2 separate regions of the Homo sapiens genome follow, and region 2 is linked to region 1. A link is a loop called in an ENCODE intact Hi-C map of the cell type or tissue named here. Cell type or tissue: mammary epithelial cell. All regions are shown on one strand. Each heading gives the region's core, and the rest is flanking DNA. Links, peaks and the distances in the headings are about the cores only. Region 1 overlaps GCH1 (GTP cyclohydrolase 1). Region 2 has its middle 72 kb from the start of MIR4308.

Region 1 (8,337 bases), core at 191-8,190:
TTCAGTGTTTGCGATATGAAACTGCATTTCTCAGGTGTTTCTCAGAATGTATCCCCATTGTTAAGCAATGCATGACCGTACTTTTTAATGGGTTAAAAGCTTTACGTTGGATGGTCTTGGTTCATCTTCCAGTTTTCAAGTAAACATTTCTCTTATCCCCATGACAAGGCAACTGAGGCAGAGAGGTTGACACAAGTAGTAGAGCTGGTATTTGAATCCAGAGAGTCTGACTGCAGAATTCTTAGCCACTTCCTTATACTGCTACAGAGAGAACTGAATCAGTGTACCCTATCTGTATATTTCAAACTGTGAATTGGGTCAACAGCATTAAAAAAAAAAGTGGAGTAGCCGGGCGCGGTGGCTCACGCCTGTAATCCCAGCACTTTGGGAGGCCGAGGCGGGTGGATCACCTGAGGTTGGGAGTTCGAGACCAACCTGACTAACATGGAGAAACCCCTTCTCTACTAAAAATACAAAAATTAGCCAGGTGTGGTGGTGCATGCCTGTAATCCCAGCTACTTGGGAGGCTGAAGCAGGAGAATTGCTTGAACCCAGGAGGCGGAAATTGCAGTGAGCCAAGATTGCACCATTGCACTCCAGCCTGGGCAACAAGAGCGAAACTCAGTCTCAGAAAAAAAAAGTGAGTAGAGGTTGGGCACGGGGGCTCAAGTCTGTAATCCCAGCACTTTGGGAGGCTGAGGTGGGCAAATAACGAGGTCAAGAGATCAAGAACCCCGTCTCTACTAAAAATACAAAAATTAGCTGGGTGTGGTGGTGCGTGCCTGTAGTCCCAGCTACTTGGGAGGCTGAGGCAGGAGAATCACTTGAACCCGGGAGGCGGAGGTTGCAGTGAGCCGAGATTGTGCCACTGCACTCCAGCCTGGCGACAGAGCAAGACTCCATCTCAAAAAAAAAAAAAAAAAACAAAAAGTGGAGTAGAATGGATAAGATCAGTCTATCACATATAGTAAGGACAAGTGTTTTGAGAAACTTCTTCTTTTGTTTTTTTTTTTTTTGAGATGAAGTCTCACTCTGTAGCCCAGGCTGGAGTGCAGTGGCGCGATCTGGGCTCACTGCAAGCTCGGTCTCCCGGTTCACACCATTCTCCTGCCTCAGCCTCCTGAGTAGCTGGGATTACAGGCGCCCGCTACCACACCCGGCTAATTTTTTTTTTTTGTATTTTTTTAGTAGAGATGGGGTTTCACCGTGTTAGCCAGGATGGTCTTGATCTCCTGACTTTGTGATCCGCCCGCCTCGGCCTCCCAAAGTGCTGGGATTACAGGCGTGAGCCACCGCTCCCGGCCGAGAAACTTCTATGTAGGTTTTATAGGCATAATTGTGTGTGTGTGCACTGGCTCCAGATGTAAAATGCATTTCTTACTGTAGGTTGTAGTCAAAAGTTTGAAAGCCTGTATCTAGGGGATCTGTTTAAGGATTTAATATTTCTTTTTTTTTTTTAAAGAGATATATAATTAAAGAGAAGACAGAGTAGTGAGAACAAGGATGATGCTGAACTTAAAGGAATGAACCTGAAATGTGGTGGGGTCTTGGACCAACCTGGATGGCAGGGAGAAGGAAGGATACTGGTGGGAGATAGGAGTGAGTGGGAACCCACATCTTTAGGTCCATAAACGCTTCTGCACAATCCCTTTTATTTCTTTAGAGAGCATGAGTCAAGTGGCCACTATATATTGTTTTTGGATAAGAACATACTTCTCTGAAGGTCACTTTTCTGTGCTTGTAAACAGGATACAGGACTTTATATCTTTTATATATCTGTATTCTATATATTAACTCCTGGTTAGTAATGTTGACTTAAGTGTTGTAAAATTTAAAATAAGTTGGTATTTTACATTCTTCAAAATCCATTTTTCCTCCCAGTGCCTCTTGTGTGGATTGATCCAAATTCCTGGCATTCTGGGGAATTTGTTCAGTTTTCCCTACGTTGCAGCGTCTCTCCATGACTGTCTCCTTGTGCACCTTTTCCCTACTTTCCAGTGTGTACCTTCCATGGGAGCATCTGTGGTCATCTGTGACCAGGGTGGTGTCAGGGTTGTATAGGTTTCCTAGTACTATTCCCTACTGGACTGTAGCTCATGGGCTAGGAGGGAGGGCTGGAGGAGACGCTATCATCTCTCCCAGGAACTGGCTGTCCTTTGAATCTACATCACAAGCTGATCCTTGGACCAGCTCAGACCAGCTCGTCTTGATCTATTTCTGTGCCATTTCAGTTTAGCTGTATCCTAGTTCTCTTAAATATTCAAGGTTTTATCTTGGTGAGTTCTCCTTTCTATATAAGGTACCTTTCCTGTATTTCCACTATTCTTTTATTCAGAACCTACACTTAGTTAAATTGGAGAGTCTGCTATTCTCTGAGGGCCTTGATCTTCATGCCCCTGTAACTGACCCTTCCAGGTATACATGGGAACAGCCTTTCAGACAGCATTATCTACCAAGGATTAAATGGGTATAACTTGTTCCATCAGTTGTTTTTTATGAGTTTTTGGGAATATGCAAGAGTCTTGACTCTGTCACATTTCCAGTTAAAGTAGGTTTTAGCTTGTCTGCCAAGACAGTTTTTATAAATCATGTTAACAGTTCAAAATTTTGGGAAGCATGCATATAATCCAGCGTGAGGAGATGGCATTGGAGATGGCTGACTGCTTCCCTGTGAGGGCTGAGGAAGCACAGACACTGGCAGTGAGTCATATCCCCACCTCAGCCATTTTCACTGGAAGATTATGTCTATTCGCTAAAGATAATGGGAGGCAATTAGATACTTTGTTTATACAAAAATGCATCTTAGACACTTCATACTGAAATGTAGCAATCACAAAAGGTTTTTCTTTTTGAATCACAAACCTCTCGGATTTATTAAATTAGACTGCTGTGGTGAACTAAGAATTTTAACAACTTCTAAGATGTGAAGAGGAACAAAAACATAAACTATTTACTATTCTCTCCTATATCATGGGTGAAAGGTGAGTTTATATCCCAAGTTTTAAAGTATATTATAGAAATGCTCTTCTCATCATTAAAAGGTACTATTTTAGATGTGTAGCTCACTCAAATTTTGATCCATTAATAATTTTTGTGCTTGGTTTGTTAATGAACACTTATATAGGACTTAGTTGTGTTCATTGCCAGAAAGAGCACTGTGAATAAAGAAGAAAAAATAACAAGGCACTTTTGACATATTATATGATTGGAATTTTGGACATGTCTAAGTGGAATAAAACAGTTAAGAAGTTACTGAGAAAGGGGGAGAAAAGCCAATCCTAATAGTTTCTTTTAAAAATGGATTATCTATAAACAATTTTTCTGACATGGGAAGAAAAATCAATATACATAACTTCACTATAGCAAGCAAAGCCTTCAGGTTGGTACTCGTACTAGATTCCCAGGGCTGCTATCACACAGTACCGCAAACTAGGTGGTTTAAATGACAGAAATAAACAGTCTCACAGTTCTAGAGACTAAAGTTCCAAAATCAAGGGGTCAGCAGAACCATACTCACTCCAGAACCTGTAGTGGGGGAGGCTGTCCTTGCCTCTTCCCAGCTTCTGGTGGTGGCCGTCAGTTGATGGTGTTCCTTGGTTTGAGCTGCGTCACTCCAGTCGCTGCCTCTGTCAGTGTCCATGTTTTTGTTTTGTCTTATAAGAATGTCAGTCATATGAGGCAGGGTCCACTTTACTCCAGTATGCCTGTGTTAGTTTAGCTAATTACATCTGCAACAACCCTACTTCCAAATAAAGTCACATGCTAAAGATACCTGGGGTTTAGGACTTCAACATATCTTTTTTGGCGAATGGCACAATTCAACTTGTATTAGTACTAAATACTATTATTAAAAAAATTAGTAGGAATTTTACTACAATTTCATTGATCATCAAGTACTACGCACTTCACTGAACGCTGGGAATGCAGGATGAGCAAAACCAGGTATAGTTCCTGCCTTCATGGAACTTACAGCCTAGCAGATAGAATCACATGAAATAGAAATGTGTTGTGAGATTGAGAAATGTGATGATAAACAAAAACACAGCTCAGTGAGAGCACTTGGCATAGGAACTTGACCAATGCCAGGAGATGGGAGCATGAATGGGTGAAGCGATGCTTAAGCCGACTGATGTTCTGAGTAACAAATACTGCTGATGGCTTACTTTGTGCTAAACAGTGAGTTTTTACATGTGTTACCTCATTTGATCCTCACAGTAGCACGATGGGGTAGGCAATATTATTCCCATTTTATACATAAGGAAATTGGGGCACAGAGAGAACTTTCCCAAGACTGTATCTTGAAAGTGGCGGAGCTGAGAGGATGATATAGAAAGAGAATCATTGTAATCTCTGGTAGGTGATTTAATTTTAATAATAATATTTTACTGATTTATTTGAATGATTTCTCCCTTCTTCCTCACCTATCCCCGCTTTTGTATTTTCTCTGCTATTTGCTTTGTCCACCTCTAGAAACCCTTCCATGCCTGGGCATTCCCCACCTGACTCATTTGCCAGTGATTTCTATATGAGGACTGTAATTTGAGTCTAGTATTTGGTTGAGTAGACTGCAGTGTTAAAACTCACCAGGAGAGGGCAACTGTCTAATCATTGGATCCCAGATTATGAATCCTGGATTATGTGAACAATTCTCAGTTCCAGGTTATGCAAACAAATATGTTTCCCATGGTTATAAATTTGCTAGAGTCTATAGTAATTAGATTGGGATATAATTTGTGTTGGGTTATGCAAAGAGTATCTGAACCAAGTTAAATCTGTTATACTCAAGGCCAAGAGGACATTCATTTACTAGAATTTTATTCTATTGGAGCCCATTAGTAGAAATATTTATTTATTTGGAGGCAGAGTCTTGCTCTGTCACCCAGGCTGGAGTGCGGTGGCATGATCTCAGCTCACTGAAACCTCTGCCGCCCAGGTTCAAGCAATTACCCTGCCTCGGCCTCCCGAGTAGCTGGGATTACAGGTGCCCACCACCATGCTCGGCTAATTTTTGTATTTTTAGCAGAGACAGGGTTTCACCATGTTAGCCAGGTTGGTCTCCAAGTCCTAACCTCAAGTGATTGGCCTGTCTCAACCTCCTAGAGTGCTGGGATTACAGGCATGAGCCACCGCACCCGGCCGGAAACATACAATGTTTGTCCTTCATGTCTGGCTTATTTTACTTTGCAAAATGTCTTCAAGGTTCATCCACATTAAAAACATCTATTTTATTTTTATTTTTATTTTTTGAGATAGAGTCTTGCTCTTCCGCCCAGGCTGGAGTGAAGTGGTGTGATCTTGGCTCACTGCAACCTCTGTCCCCTGGGTTCAAGCAATTCTCCTGCCTCAGCCTCCTGAGTAGCTGGGATTACAGGTGCCCACCACCATGCCTGGCTAATTTTTGTATTTTTAGTAGAGACTGGGTTTCACCGTGTTGGCCAGGCTGTTCTTGAACTCCTGACCTCAGATGATCCGCCCGTTTCTGCCTCCCAAAGTGTTGGGATTACAGGCGTGAGCCACCACATCAGTAATTCATTCTGTACAATGTTGTATATTCTCAACACATATTATATTTTAATTTCCTTATTTCAAGAAAACCTTAGAATTGAAGATACAGTAGTTCCCCTTATCCTTGGGGATCTGTTCCAAGACCCCCAGTGGGTGCCTGAAACTGAGGGTAGTACCAAACTGGATTGCCATCATTCAGAATAAATTTCTGTTTGTGTCTTCTACCCACAAATTTCATGCCTTTTCCATCTTAACTAAGCACTTACCATGTGCTGTGGCCATAGCTTTTGCAGTCTGAAGTACAATAACAATACTAGCATGAATTTTTTTTTCCTCCTTCACAGTTTCACAGATAGAAGATTTGTTCTTAATATAGTTTTAGCAACCTCAGCGTAATGATTTTGTTCATTAATAAACTGAGAACTTTAATCTTTTTCACTTGAAGGAAACACAGCTTCTCTTTGGCATAACTGAATTGCCAACGTCACTACTCTTGTGGTTTAGGGCCATTGTTAAGTAAAATAAGGGTTACTTGAAAACAAACACTGCAAAACTGAAGGTTGATTTGATCACTGAGATGGATACTAAGTGACTATTAGGTAGGAAGCATAGACAATGTGGATGCTCTGGACAAAGGATTGATTCATATTCTGGGCAGAAGGGCTGGAGATTTCATCGCAATACTCAGAATAGCGTGCATTTTAAAACTTATGAATTGTTGGCTGGATGCGATGGCTCATGCCTGCAGTTCCAGCACTTTGGGTGGCCGAGGCAGGTCACTGACTTGAGCTCAGGAGTTAGAGACCAGCCTGACCAACATGGCCAAACCTCATTTCTACAAAATGTACAAAAATTAAGCAGGCATAGTGGCATGTGCCTGTAATCCCAGGTACTCGGGAGGCTGAGGCACGAGAATCACTTGAACCCGGGAGGCGGAGGTTGCAGTGAACTGGGATTGCACCACTGCATTCCAGCCTGGGTGACAGAGGGAGACTCTGTTTAAAAAAAAAAAAAAAAAAAAAAATGCCAGGCATGATGGCTCATGCCTGTAATCCCAGCACCTTGGGAGGCCAAGGAGGGCGTATCATTTGAGGTCAGGAGTTCGAGACCAGGCTGGCCAACATGGTGAAACCCCCATCTCTACTAAAAATACAAAAAAATTTGCTGGGCATGGTGGTGCACACCTGTAATCCCAGCTGCTAGGGAGGCTGAGGCAGGAGAATTGCTTGAACTTGGGAGCCGAAGGTTGCAGTGAGCCGAGATTGTGCCACTACACTCCAACCTGGATGACAGAGTGGGACTCTGTCTCAAAAAGAAAACAAACAAAAAAACCTTATGAATTGTCTATTTCTGGAGTTTTTCATTTAGTATTTTCAGACCATGTTTGACCAAGGGTAACTGAAACTGTGAAAAGTGGAACTGTAGATGGTCTCTATGAGTAGTCACTGTTAAAGGGGAAACAAAGATGATTGTTGGCCTGATCTTGGCCTTCAAGGAGTAAAGGGGTTCTGTGTAGTCAGAGGGAAGCTGGGTGCTTCTGGTGGAGAGACAGGAAAGTCCAGATGTTATGGAGAAAGTAGCTTTTGAGTTGAACCTAGAAGGAAATTCATTTTGAGTTTTTTTGGGTTGTTTGTTTTTTGCAGAACGTGTCCATGCTGGTTTAGAGATTATGGTCTAAGTGTTTTTCAATAAAAGGCATACACTAACATTCATAGTTACCTGTACCAGAGTTAAAATTAAATGGAGTTTTCAAGGCAATTAGATTTATTTTAAACTTTTAAAAGATCAATATTAATGGCATTAGGGCCAGCTCCTTTATCTGATGTCTTTAAAGTTCATTCTGGCCATAGTCAACCCTTGTAATGAATTTTAACCTGACACATGTTGCTACTTCATCTAGTCTTTGTAACCTGGTTATTTATTTATTTTTTGAGATGGAGTTTTGCTCTTGTTGCCCAGGCTGGAGTGCAATGGCGCGATCTCGTCTCACCGCAACCTCCACCTCCCAGGTTCAAGCGATTCTCCTGCCTCAGCCTTCCCAAGTAGCTGGGATTATAGGCATGCGCCACCAAGCCTGGCTAATTTTGTGTTTTTAATAGAGATGGGGTTTCTCCGTGTGGGTCAGGCTGGTCTCGAACTCCTGACCTCAGGTGATCCGCCCACCTCGGCCTCCCAAAGTGCTGGGATTACAGGCGTAAGCCACCGCTCCCGGCCTGGTTATTTGTTTTATCTGCAATTATTCTTTCTCGTGAATCCCCTTGGCTAATCATGCTCACAAAGTTCTGACACATATACCACCTGAATATTTCTAGAATCTGAGTCATCTTTCACTTAAATTACAATAACCTCTTAACTGGCCTTCTTGCCTCCTAGCTTGTCCTGCTCTGATCCATTCATGCCAAAGTGATTTTTCTAAAATTGAATAAGTTTTTTCCTTGCAAAAAACACTTGATTGATTTTCTGTTGTCTTTCCTCACCATTGCTGTGAGGTTTTGTTCTGTTGTAGCCTCTTGCTACATTTTTTGGCATTTTTTTCTTATCTTCCATCGCATTTCCTCATATAGGGCAATTTAGTATTTTAGTTTAGTGCATAGTTTAGTGCACAGTTAATCTGAGAAACCACTCTGTCTCATTTCCTTGCTGGAGCTGGAGACCCAGGTGAAGATCCTGAGGTTTGTTCTTTTGCAATGTTTGGCCTTTATTATCTGCCCTCCTCCTGTAATTTATTTTACTGTCCTTTTTGTTTTTGGTTGGCAACCATGGGGAGGTGGCTGCTGCCTCTTGCTTATCAACAACTGTTGCTTATGGAGACTTCTGTGAACAAGCAGCCAG
Region 2 (8,337 bases), core at 59-8,058, 88 kb after region 1:
CCCAGGAACACATACATGTAGAACACCCACTCTAGGTGACAAGCATGAGTCAGATTTGACTTTCACTTAAGTTCTGGGCCGCAGCACCTGCCAGCCATGCTGAGAACCTCGCTGGGGCCTCCAAACTGACGAGCCTTGGAGGCGGCCCGGACACAGCAGCATGGGCTATGGGGTGATATTTCTCGCTGGATAGAATAGGTTTTTCAGGATATCAATACTACCTTTCCACCACCGTGGCATGTCAGTCAAACTTCCTCCATCTCCAAGACAAATATCAGAAACTGCGTGACTCCAGATACCAGGAACAAAGAAACAAATTGGGAACATCATGCACAAAAAAAAGATTTTAATAAAGATTCAGCCAGCTCCGTGCATAGATCCTGCCATGCTGCTTATTGTGATCTTGACAGTGATGCCGGGCGAGAATGAATAGACCGTGAGGCCGTTCATATTCCTGGCACTGACGAGCCCACTGCAGCCTAAATGATGGCTGACTATAGACAGGGACCATTTACAGGGGCTGCTCCGGGGGACCTCTGGCCTCAGCCTCTTGGCCTCTGTGGGCTCTGGGACCCTGAAGCTGAGGTTTCTCACCGGCCAGCAGGGAGCCTGAGAAAAGCAGATTCCTGGGCCCTCAACCTTCATTTGCACTCCTGGGCCAGGACCCTGAAGAGCTGCGTTTTTACCATGCTCTCTGTGTTTCTTTCTCCTCTTCATTCTGCTTTTTATTATAGAAAACTTTAAACATACACAAAAGTAGACAGGATAGTATAATGAACCCTATGCACCCACAGCCCGGCTTCAACAGTTACCCATAGATGGCCAATCTTGTTGCATCTCTACTCCTACTCACTGTCCCTAGTATGATTTTGAATCAAATCCCAGACATTAAATTATTTCATCTGTAGACAGGTCCCCCTGTCTAAAACATAAGGGGATCTTTTTAAAGACATAACCACAATATTATTATCCCACCTAAAAATGAGCACTAATTTCTTTCTGGTGCATAGTTGAGCGTGAGGACCATGGTCCTAAGCTCTCTCAGCCAATGGGGAGGTCACTTCCTCCTGTAGTGGGAGCCGCGCCTGCGTGCCTGACACGTGTTGCAAGAGGGTGTGCATTTTGAAAGGAATCCGGCAGGAGCTCTACTTCTGGAAATCCAAGTTCATAAGAGAAAAACAGCACCAAGTTGGGCTGACCACCTGTATTGCAAAGGGGGGCCTTGGGTCCTAGGCAGGACCATTATCTAGAATCTTGCTGTCCACACCTTCTATTTATTTTTAAAGCCAACTTTGCATTTTAACCTAAGGGGTGCAGGGAAGCCACAGTCGAGTTCCCTATGGAGTAGTTCTTGGGGGCTTACCAGTATGATGTCACTCTGGGCAGACTTTGAATATCCAGTCAGACCCCCTGGGTTTGATGTGTGGCTCTGCAGTTTATGCACTGTGCATTAGGAAGCTGACACTTGCTGTAATCGGCTGGCAGGGGAGTATTTTGAGATAATGACAGTAGATGACATGCTGATAAACAGGCTGGATGCTGGGAGTGTGTGGTGACACAGGTCACCCATCATCCCCTGTGTGCCCACTGCCTACCCAGGGGCCCATCCAGATGGTTTTTCAGGCCCTACTTTCATCCCAAGAGCTGGATTCATGGTTTTTTGCAGGTGCCAAACAGGAACCAGCTGGGCTTCCCAGCACTCAGAGCCCCCAAGGCTGGTGGGCAGAGCAGGCCCTGCTGGAGCTCTTGCTCCAGCTGCCTGCCTTGGAGAATCCTCTGCAGTGTGCAGCGAGGCGCTCCTGGGCTGATTGTCTTCCAGCCCTTGCTCCTGAGGGCACCATTTCCCACACATCCCAGGCCCCTCGGAATTGAGATGGCTGTGTCCTTGGCTGACCAGGTGTCCCTTGATTCCGGGGAGGAGCAGGGACATAGGAAAAGGAGCTTTGCTGGTGGAGGAGGCTGCGCAGGGAGCAGTGGGATGCCAAGCTCTCCTATTGCTGTCCATCCTCAGGGCTGAAGGGTGCTCAGTAAGAAGCAGCCAGGAAGGTGGGCTCATCGGGGCTGCACCCAGTGCAGTGGGGCCAAAGTCTTAAAGGCTCCTCCATAATGGGACCTCTTCCTCTAGTGGAGGCCAGAGCGTGTGCAGATTGCTGGACAGTGGACAAAGGATGGGTTGTATCTTTGAAGGCCTAGGAGTCAAAGCTACTATGCCTCCTTTAGCTGCTGGGGGTTGGGGGGCTGAGGAGTGTTCCACAAGGGCCCAGTCTGTCCGGGAGCTGCTGCCTACTGGCTGGATGGACACAGCTTGGCTCACTCATGCCCAGAGAGAGAGAGAGAAAGAGTTAAGCTGCTGACCCTAAAGGCAAGGGAGAGCTGGCCGTGCAGCTGTGCGTGGGAGCCAGACTAAGCAGCCGAGACAGGGCAGACAGTGTAAGAAAGCTGTTGATGAGAGCGGCTGCTGAGTAAAATCATATTTTACCTGCCTACGGCCCCCTGAGCATTCTTTCTGCTCATCCACCCACTCCCTTTGGACCTCAACATGACATTTGTCATAGTCATGAAACTGACAGGGGAAGACAGCCTTAGCTTCAGAGTTAGGAGGTCCTGGGTTCTACTCCCTGCAATGGGGGGTCAGTTGGTACAACCATAATAGGGGGAAGTTTGATGGCATCTTTTACAATCACAAACACACCTGTGTATCCTTTGACCTAGCAATTTCACCTGTGCAAAAGGGCAGGTGGACAAGGAGGTTCATTGCAGTATATTTGTAACCACAGAAGACTGGCAACATCTCAATGCCCATCTGTAGTGGGCAAGTTTAATAACCTGTGGTTATTTCATACAATACCTCTTAAAAAGAATGAGGCATTTCCATGCATTCATTGCTACAAAACGATTGTCAGTGATATTAGAGTGCAGTTCTACTTCTGGAAATCCATGCTCATAAGAGAAAAACAGCACTAAGTTGGCCTGACCACTTGTGGTGCAAAAGGGGGCTTGGGTCCTAAGTAGGGCCATTATCTAGAATCTTGTCGTCCAGGCCTTTTTATGTATGTATGTATGTATGTATTTTGTGACGGAGTCTCCCTCTGTTGCCTAGGCTGGAGTGCAGTGTTGTAATATCGGCTCACTGCAATATCCACCTCCCAGGTTCAAGTGATTCTCCTGCCTCAGCCTCCCAAGTAGCTGAGATTACAAGTGCCCGCCACCACGCCCAGCTGATTTTTGTATTCTCAGTAGAGATGTAGTTTCACCATGTTGGCCAGGCTGATCTTGAACTCCTGACCTCAAGTGATCCACCCCTCCTCGGCCTCCTAAAGTGCTGAGATTACAAGGCATGAGCCACCGCCCAGGCCATATTTATTTTTAAAATCAACTTTGCGTTTTAACCTAAGGGGCGCAGGGAAGGTGCGGGGATGCAAGGCTGGGAACAGTGTATGGTATGCAGCCTCTGTGCGTTAAAAAAAAAACTCCCTTTATACCCATGGGATATTGTTGAACAAGTTCACGAGAAACTAAAAACGAAGGTTGCAAACAGTGTGGCAACTTGGCAGAACAGTGGTTGGAGGGAGATGTTTTCATTATAGAATCCTTCAGAAAATTTGAGTTTTGTGTCATTTGTATGTGTTTAAAATAAACTAAATTTAAATAAAATCTCTGGCATCAAATGGGCTGTGCGACTTTGGGCAAGTCACCTAGTTGCTGGAGCCTCATCTATAAAACCAGATAAGATGAAGGCACAGTGTTGCTGTAAAGGTGACAGCTAGTGGATACTAAGTGCCTTGCGCAGGACGTGGACTTAGCGGGGATTCAGCAGTCGGAGCTCCATGAGCGCGACTTACTAACGTCATGATACCAGGGCGGGAGAACAATCCCAGGCTAGAAGACACAGTGATTTGAGAGACTATGAGCACCTCGAGGGCCAGGATGGCATCCTTCTCATCCTGGTTCCTTCCACCGCATGTGACCCGGGGCATAGGGACTTATGTTGATTTGAATAGGGCTGTTCTGGTGCCGCCTCCCCAGAACAAGCGCTGAGTGGGAAGACACTGACCACCAGAGGGCGCCAGCTGCGCATGGCTTCCCCTTTCCCTTCTGGAACCTCCTGGGCTGCCAAAATGTGTCAGATTCGCCGGGGAAAAATGTTTAAGGTGACTCTTTCCCTCCTTGCTAAGGCCACTAAATACATTGCTTAATTGGTTCCTCTTAGGGCTAGAGGGATTTGTAGTCACCAAAAGTGCTGCACAACTGGCATAACCACCCTGGGGATGAGTGTGTGGTGTGCACGTGTACATATCAGGGTGTGTGGTGTGGCTAGAGGACATCTTCTCTCAGCAGCCCCTGTGTTGCTCATGGCTCCCGAGTCTTGGATCCAGCCTTCATACTGGGTGCTACAGCAAGGGCTGTGGGTCCCAAGGGGAATGGAGAACAGTCTGTCTACAGGATACCTGATTTTGTGGGTGCTTCCAGGCTGGGGAGAGTGCTGGGAATGGCCTGAGTGAAGACTTTGTAGCTAATAACTCCTGTCATCGGCTGACGAGGTAGGGAATGGACAGTGCTTGAGGATTGTAATCACCATGACAATACTCGCGGCTAACACTCAAGAGCACAGCCTATGTATCAGGCTCTGTTCCAGGTGCTGTGCATACATCAACTCACTTAACCCTCCACAACGCGCCACTGGGTAGCACCCCTATTGCACAGATGGAGAAATGGAGGCACGGAGAGGCAAAGTAATGCACCCAAGGACACATAGCTGAGCTGGTAAGTGGCAGAGCTGGGAAGTGAGTGGAGGAAAGGCAGGCTTGGGCTTCAGAGCCCCAGGGATTTGAAGCCGGAGCATTCAGGCTTGCAACACATTTTCAAGATACCCAGATGGGAGAGCTGCCTGTTTTAAACGTGAAGGAAGACAGATTTCAAAACGAGCCCTTGCTTCCAGTTTTGAGGTTCTTCCCCAGCCTCCTGGGCAAGGAATGCTCCGTTCAGTATAAATATTAAAAACGAAGGCTGCAGGAGTGGCAAAGCAGGATGTGGGGGAGGGTCTTTTCTGTTGAGGAGCCAGGGCCCAACACCTTTCCATACAGGTGCAGTGAGACCGCGGAGGCAGGGCCAGGAGAGGGGCGTCCTCAGCCCATTCGGCTACGCTGGCAGCAGGGAGGGTGGAGCAGAAGCTGCCTCACTCCTGGCACATCGCGGGCGGGAGGCCGCTGCAGGCACTTCTGCTACTCTATCATCTATTTCTTTTTATTTTTTTGAGTCAGTCCCTCAGACAGTCCGGTTTGTTAGCTTCCTGCGGGCTCTCCACTGAACCCAGCCTTTGAATGGGAGACTGAGTCAGAGCAGCCTCAAACATCCCCTGAAGGCGAGAGCCGCTGTGCGTGAAAGCACCTTTCAGAGCATTACATTTCCCTGCTTCTGAGTCTTTGAACCAGGAGTGATCCACAGGTTGCAGCCCAGCTGGAGGTGGATGATGAAAGAAATTGGCCCGCTCAGAGTCGGGTGGGAGCTAACAGAGAAGGAGAGTTTGATGAATGCGCGGCTGGGCCTGGCCCTGGGACCCTAGTGATCCTGCAGCACACTGGGAGCGTAACAGGAGGTCACCCAGCCACCCAGGACATGACCTCGTCTGATGACGCCACTTTAAGCTCCTCCAGACTTTGAGGTCCTGAAGAGAAGCAGCAAACCCAGGTAAAGTGACCAGGGTTTGTCTTTGTAACAGGCTCACATTCCTCAAAAGTGGGGAGGGACATTGGCCGGATGGGGACCCCAAGACCTTAGCCGTCTTGAACATTCGTTTGTGCTCTGCTGGGAGGCAGCATGCGGTGACCGGGTGGGAGATATTAGTGCTGTGGTCCAGCCCTGTCTGTGAGTCCTTCATGGCAGGGTAGGATTGTGCTTCCCAGCTCCACTGAAGTTAGATGTGGCCATGTGACTGGCTTCGGCTGACGAAGTGTGAGCGGAAGTGACACATTTCACTTCTAGTGGAAGGCATGTCCTTTTTTTCCCTCTGCTGTGGCAAATATCAGTACTCCAGTAGGTGGCAACTGTGCCAGAAGCTGGATTCCAGAGGAAGCCATATAGAGCAGATGTCCCTGATGACCTGTGATGGACATGCAGGCCAGTCTTTGTGGTTTTAAGGCATTGAGGTTTTGGGGAGTATCTGTTAATGGAGTGTAACCTAATCTGCATTAACAGACAACCCGAAACTATACTGGCAGATACCTGGATAATCAGGCTGATGAATTCTGGTTAATAGATCACTCAGCTGTTAATGCTATGCAACTGTATGGTAGATGCACCTGTGCACGGCAGACACACCTGACAGCGATAACTTAAGCATTTTCTGAGAATCACCCTGTATGGCAGACGCACCTGAATGTGTGTTTAGAGTTCCAGCGTGGCCAACCTGGGGACTCATTCCTTATCTGTGAGGCATATCTGAGCCCCCATCCTGCCCTGTCCCATAAAATGTGGGTCATACAGAGTATTGAGGCCCTTTGTTTTGGGTTAAACGAAGGTTGCCAGGTGATGGTTGCTAGGGGGAGGGTGTTAAGTGAGAACGCTGTATAAACTGCATGCTCTTATAAGTGGTGGTTCTCCTGTCCAGTCCCCACCACTGGGCTGCTCCGTAAGTTCCCCTCAATAAGCCCCGTGTCTCGTTTGCTGGCTCTGGGTCTCTTCTTTAGCCTCTCGAGCCTGGTGCCATCCCGATTGGAGGTGATAGGTGTCTGGCATGACAGTATCCCAGGGAACAATTCATCAACCTAATTAAAGTACACATAGCTTACAAAATTGAGTCTTTGCGGTAGGCATTGCAAGCACCATTGAAGCCAATGGGGAAGAAATTTGAGAAGTGACTGGGAGTGTGCTGAAACCCCACTGCTAATGCTGCCTGGCTTAGATGATTCCCATAGGTAGGGCACCCAAGGAACAGGGTGGATCAGGTGCTTGCTCTTAGTTCTGTAATGAGTCCGTGGAAGCAGCTGCCTTTTACCCTCATCTACCAAGGCTGCAGATGCACTTAACCTCATAGACCAGTAAGCTAGGAGAAGCAGTTTCATTTGATGTGCAGTTTTCCCATTTGGCTGCCCATTAGAATCACCTGGGAGCTTAATAACCTCACGCCCAGGCCATGCCCTAGAACAACTAAGTCAGAGTCTCTCAGGATGGACTCCAGGCATCAGTAGTTGGTAAAGCTCCCCAGGTGACTCCCATATGGAGTCAGATTGAGAACCACAGCCATGTCGGCTCTTCTCTTTCAATTAGGGGCTATATTTAAACAAATAGGATGGTCATTTTGCAGAATTCTGCTGCCTACCAGTAACCTCGTGTCTCAGGCTGCAACAGATGTTGGAAAGGGAAGGCCTGGAGGTTCATCACAGTCTCCTTACTGTGTGTGCTCATATGGGGTCTCCAGAGCCTAAGACAACCAGCCATTGCCATCTCCTAGCAATATTTAGGGTAGACAGACCTGGATTTGAGTCTTATCGTGGAGCCTCATTCCATAACAATTCTGTGATGTTGGACAAGTTGCTTAACATCTCTGAGTCTCAGTTTTTCCATCTGCAAAGTGGGGGATAATCTAACAACAAATGTATCAGCTTAGCAAAACAGTATTTTGTCTGGATGAGGAGGTGGGTTATGTAACATAACAAATTTCATGTCCCTACCCCTAGCCCAATTCTTCCCCAGCACCTCAGCTGGCCAAGCAAGACGCTTTGGGAGGCATCCTGGACTCATTAGTTTCTCCTCTACAGCCCATGTCTGATCCATCATCAAGCACAATGAGGCTACGTCTTTTTTTTCTCTCGTTGATATCTGGCTTTCTTATTTTTAAAATGTTTTATTTCCTGGGTTTTTGGGGAACAGATGGTGTTTGGTTACATGAGTAAGTTCTTTAGTGGTGATTTGTGAGATTTTGGTGCACCCATCATCCGAGCAGTGCACACTGAATTTAACTTGCAGTCTTTTATCCCTCACCTCCCTCCCACCCTTTCCCCTGAGTCCCCAAAGTCCGTTGTATTTTTTAACTTTTAAGTTTAGGGGTACATGGTGCAGGTTTGTTACATAGGTAAATGTGTGTCATGGGGGTTTGTTGAACAGATTATTTCATTATCAAGTTATTAAGCCAAGTACCCATTAGTTATTTTTCCCGATCCTCTCCCTCCTCCTACCCTCCACCCTCCGATAGGCCCCAGTGTGTGTTGTTCCCTTCTATGTGTCCATGTGTTCTCATGATTTAGCTTCCACTTATAAGTGAGAACATGTGGTATTTGGTTTTCTGTTCCTGTGTTAGTTTGCTAAGGTTAATATCCTCCAGCTCCATGTTCCTGCAAA

Evidence for each region. Hi-C counts contacts between places; a loop is a spot of excess contacts. Peaks named below come from ENCODE experiments on the same cell type or tissue, not always from the same donor. Only the 100,000 strongest peaks of a DNase experiment are listed, where the experiment ranks them.
Region 2: it touches region 1 in a loop (6-fold over the local background); 30 of 110 quality-filtered maps call a loop at or near these places.

The regions. Positions count from the first base shown.
Region 1 is chr14:54,889,598-54,897,934 of GRCh38, reverse strand. The region is part of intron 1 of GCH1 (GTP cyclohydrolase 1); the gene reads left to right. Among named protein-coding and RNA genes, the nearest start is that of GCH1, 9.1 kb to the left of the region's middle. RefSeq lists enhancers at 24-524, 6,972-7,221. In mammary epithelial cell, for the core only: a CTCF peak has its summit at 4,588 (motif pointing right); a DNase peak (open chromatin) is centred at 4,554; H3K27ac peaks cover 598 bases.
Region 2 is chr14:54,801,710-54,810,046 of GRCh38, reverse strand. No RefSeq gene overlaps it. Among named protein-coding and RNA genes, the nearest start is that of MIR4308, 72 kb to the left of the region's middle. RefSeq lists a silencer at 402-696 and enhancers at 1,232-1,732, 4,526-5,327. In mammary epithelial cell, for the core only: a CTCF peak has its summit at 4,056 (motif pointing right); DNase peaks (open chromatin) are centred at 4,056 and 5,316.